Regions from separate parts of the Homo sapiens genome. Here region 2 is linked to region 1. Evidence: chromatin loops called from intact Hi-C (ENCODE). Cell type or tissue: mammary epithelial cell. All regions are shown on one strand.

The links. Hi-C counts contacts between places; a loop is a spot of excess contacts. Peaks named below come from ENCODE experiments on the same cell type or tissue, not always from the same donor. Only the 100,000 strongest peaks of a DNase experiment are listed, where the experiment ranks them.
Region 2: a loop joins it to region 1, with 2.3 times the contacts of the local background. A loop is called at or near these places in 1 of 110 quality-filtered maps.

Annotation. Positions count from the first base shown.
Region 1 is chr4:95,543,423-95,545,922 of GRCh38, forward strand. The region is part of intron 1 of UNC5C (unc-5 netrin receptor C); the gene reads right to left. Among named protein-coding and RNA genes, the nearest start is that of UNC5C, 4.3 kb to the right of the region's middle. In mammary epithelial cell, a CTCF peak has its summit at 1,478; no DNase peak of the experiment used is centred here; H3K4me3 peaks cover 133 bases; H3K27ac peaks cover 1,015 bases.
Region 2 is chr4:95,692,734-95,695,233 of GRCh38, forward strand. No RefSeq gene overlaps it. Among named protein-coding and RNA genes, the nearest start is that of UNC5C-AS1, 140 kb to the left of the region's middle. In mammary epithelial cell, a CTCF peak has its summit at 1,011 (motif pointing right); no DNase peak of the experiment used is centred here.

The sequences.
Region 1 (2,500 bases):
CTAGATTATCTGTGCTGTTTTAAATTAGGATAACGAAACTTCCTATTGCAAATATAGTTTGAATAAATGAAAGTTCTGGTGAATTTTCTTTGCCTTCGTGTTGACCTATTTTTATGTTTATTTTGTTTGAACAGAAAACCAATTATGTTCTTTAGAGTATATACTTGTGTCCATTTTCTTTTAAAGAAAAACTGTCCACATTCACATAAAGGTCTGATTTTCCCCAAACCCTTATCAGAAATCCTGGGGTGTACCTTTTTTCTGTAATAGTGTTCATGGATTTATGAAAAGTTATCTTTCAGTATCCCTTGAGAAAATAGAAAGTCAAGGACGAGCTTCTTGCAAGGACTTAACTGGGAGTGACTTAACGTGTCATTTTTAGAACTAATATTAGGTTAATTTTCCCAGAGAGAACAGAAGGGAAGAAAAGAGACTGTGGAAGGGAATGAGATTCCCACAGGCTGTTCAGAGAACTGTACTCTGTCCAGGAGTTTACAATGATCTACTCCGCAGCATCTCTTCAGATAGCTCCATTTCTTGCTTTTGGGGAAGCAGTGTCAGCAGCTATCATCACTCTGAGTTCAAAATTATTGACCTTTAGTTTCTTTTACATCTAGATTTCTTTGCCAACGGTTTGTAGAATTGAAAGTCAAGGAATAATACTTATTTTCTATGAGCTAAAAGCTGCTCTAATTGTAACCTGTAGTATATATTATCCTCATTTTTACATATGAGGAAACTAAGGCACGGAAACGTTAAATGTCTTGCTCATAGTCACACAGCTGGAGGTGCTGGAAGCAGTATTAGGAAACATTGGTAATCACTATGTTAACTGACAGAATGGGCATACACCATTAACAGCTCTTAGCCTGTGCCTCCCCAGAGCCAGATGAAACTTGCATTAAATCTAAGTAAAATGCTGTTGCAACGCAAACTTAGCTTCAAGAACATACAACTTCCAGCCAAATCACTGCTCCCACGTTCTTCTGTGTAGAAATTTTAGAACCCCCCACCCACCACTCACATTAGAATCCTAGCTTCACCTATGTTTACTATCTTCGGATGTCTGAATCCAGAAAGTACTATACCTGTGTCCGCTTTTATACTTAAGAAAGTGAATTATAATTCCATGGTTCTACTTCTGTCTTCCTGTAGGGCTTAAACTGCCTGGTTACATTCCGTTTCTAACAAATAGCATTCAGCCTAGGATGCAATATGAGTGCACAATAATTGCTTAAGAACTTTACTTCTAATACCATACTCTATCCATAGAAGCCATTGTTTCTAATTTGTGAGGAAATGTGAACAGGTTTGTTTTTAACTGCCACAAATATAAAAGTCAAACTAAAAAAATATGTAGGCTAAAACTTCAAGGCAATAGCACTGGCTCAATCTCAACCCCCACAATTTTCCCCATTATCTTCCTAAAGTGGTTGCAGCCTGTAATTTTAATGTTTCTTCTGAGAGTGACTCCCTCTGCTGCTTCTGCAAAGCCATGACCTAAATCAGAAAAGTGTTAAACGCAGTTAAGGCCTAATAGAGCACACTTGCTGTTGGCACTAATTGGAGAACCTAGCATACATTAGAGAACAGTTATGTTTAAGTCTCAACAATAATTCTAAATAAGCTAACAGGGTTTACTTAGCAGAGCTCATGCCTTGTTCATGTCCTTAGGGGGGGTTGCTTAAAATAGACCCATACAAGTTCTGACTAGGACAACCAGCTCCAAACTACAATAGGAGGTGTTCGAGGACCCTGTCTTATTTAACTCTTTACCCTCAGTATCCAGAATACAGGAGTCCAGGGAGTCAATAAATGTCAGTTATAATCTAATGATTCCTAATTCTTTGCAAGTGTTTGAAAAGTTTATTCTTTGAAGATTTTAAGCATTCTCTAAGCTAGAATACACAAAATTATTTTTCTAAACAGAAGTAAACTAGCCTACTTTTCCTTATTGCATATTCCTAATGTGAATTCATAAACTTTCTGTACTCCTACAATGAAAAAGTATACGATAGAATTGTAATGAACTTTAGTTGTCTTCACTGTTGACTGTCTATTTGTACCACACCAATATGCAAACATGCATAAAGGAATTTTTACTCTTTTGTAGGAAGACATATGTTATTTAAAAAAAAAAACTATGAATTAAGATAATAGGGAATTATCCCAATCTAATTAGAGACTTCAGTAATTTTTTGTCCTGAGTTTGGTGGTGTTAACACTCATAACACTAGTTGGAGCTAGATAAGCAGCATATCAATGCTGTGTAGCCCAGATAAAATGCATTTATAAACCAGGAGGGTCCTAATTCAGAAGCACACTGATCTCACACACACGCGCGCGCGCGCACACACACACACACACACACACTGCCTTTTACTAGTAAAATCTTTCATTCTTGGAAGTCACAAACACTACAAATTCCCTGGAGCTAGGAGTTCCCAGCAATCCTGAATGAAACAATTAGGGCATAGCCAGAAAGGAGAAAGTTGTTGCC
Region 2 (2,500 bases), 150 kb after region 1:
GATTTATGTTACTGTCATGTAAAGTTGGTGATGTAATTTAAAAATTATATATAATTTCAAAAGTAGTAGTCTTCAAGATAATATAGTCTATCTTCTTCTGTCAAATCTTTTTTCAAAATCTTATCTCCTTATTCCTATTTCCTCTACCCTTTTTCTATTCCTTGCAATTACTTTAACAATCTAATTCTGATGAACCAGTTTTTCATGTATCATCTAAATGGTGTGTGGGACTTTGTTGGCTCCCCCTGATGCATGCCCCTTGATAGTCATGCCCATCTGAGTTCCCTCCATATCAACTCTAGGCTTGCTCATGTGGCTAGTTTTGGCCAATGCAACATTAAAATCAGGCACTAAACTGTCTTCTTGAAACATCTTCCTTGGATCCCAGACATACTATAATATGAGGTAGGCCAAATAGCTATATGGAATAATCTACATGGAGAACTGAAGTCCCTGCCTAACAGCCCCAGCATTCATCCACATGAGTGAGGCCATTTGGACCTTTAATTATACCTGGGGGCCTATATGATATCTCATGAAAAAAGGGAGCTTCATGATCAACCCAATCAAACCACAGAATCATGGAATAATAATCAATTTCTAATATTTTACCCACTAAACTTCGAAGTAGTTTGTTACAAATAGATAATCAAAACATGGTTTTTCCCCCCACAGCTAGATTTTAGTCCCTCAGAGCATCTCCCTCATGGCTACCCAGTCCACAGCTATATTTCAAATCCAATGTGTGCATTAGAAAAAACAAAAATGAAACAGAAATGGTTTATCTCCTAAAAGAGCTTATAATCTAGTAGGCAAGCTATTACATATGTAACTAAATTTTAGGTTGAAAGTGATAAGTTTCTTGAGAGTTTCAGAGGTAACATTCTATGATGGTTGAGTAGAAGGATGGGTGAAACATCTTATAGGTTGCCGTGCATGGAGGCCATGAAAATATACCACTCAGATTCCCTGCTCATGGGAAAGTAGTTAACTGCAAGTTCCAACAGGTGGCTCTCTGGGTCTACTGCTGTCTTTGAGCTTAGGCCACCCTTTCTATAGGATCAAATGAGCTAATCACTGAGCATGTGTCTTAGTCCATGCGAGTTGCTATAACAAAATACCAGGGACTTGGTGTTTACTAACAACAGACATTTATGTCTCATAGTTCTAGAGGCTGGTAGTTTCACAATGAAGGTGCCAGCATATTTGGTGTCTGGTGAGGGCCCACTTTCTGGTTCATAGACTATGCATGTTAGCTTTGCCTTCACATGTCAAGGGGATGAGGAATTTTTCTCCAGCCTCTTTTATAAGTTCATTAATCCCAATCATGAGGGTGGACTACCTAATCACCTCGCAATGTTCCTACCCCCACCTTGAAGATTAGGATTTTAACATATGAATTTGGTGGAGAGGACACAAATATTCAGTCATAGGAGTGGTGATTCTAATTCTGGCTCATTCCTTTGAGATGTGGAGCTTCTCTAATAGGAGACTCGGAATTGAAGATTTCACACTGGTCTGGCTGAAACTTTCACAAAAATCTGCTGAAGGATAATACACTTCCTCCATGATTGTCCTTCCTTTTACTTTTTCCTCACGTTTCAGACTTGTAGGTCCTTGCCTTCTTCTCCCTCCTCTTTAGATTTTACAGGCCTTTTCTGAAAAAAATAATCTCTTACATATCTAATCCGATATTGACATTTGTTTCTTGGGAGAGCAGAACACACCAGGTGTATTGAGTCTTGAAGGACAAGATTTGAACACCGGAAGAGAAATGGAATTCAAGGAGACAGAAGCCATTTGAAAAGGGAATTGAAAGAGGAAAAGCTTGATGACTAATATGTGAAATAATATTTCACAGGAGCATAATGAATAGGAGGAAGGATCAAATGAATCAGAAGAAAAAGTAACATGTGATCTTAAAGTCAAGACAAAAGAGTTTGGACATTGGAATAGATAAACAGGGAAGCGTGGAAGAATTTTGCATGAAGGAATAACATAATCTGAGTTGTGCTTTAGGAAAAGTCATCTGCTACTAGGGTCTCCTAACTCTTCTAGCCAAGTAGGAAGTCAAGTAAAAGACTGATCTTATAAACCAATGGGGAAATTGACACAAGCTTGGCATGAGGAATAATGATGACAATGATAACTCCCTTACATGTATACAATGCTGTGGGCTTTACAAAAAGCTTTTCACACAAATTTAATTGTATTGTCATAAATTTAGGGAGTTAATTATTTTTATCTCTACTTTATAGATGAAGAAACAGAAGTTCAGAGACCCAGATAATGTCATTTAACTTCAGTGCAGTTTGTAGCTAACAAAGCTAGGATGTGATATCATATCTTCTGATTCCAAATCCAGGGCTCTTTATAATTACATCAAATTTTAAATCCGAAAGACACTGAGGTGAAGCATCAGTCAACTAATGGAGAAATTAGAACTTGTGAGAGTAGTTAGTGTTGGAGAAGTATCTTTTGGACCAATATCTAAAGAGAA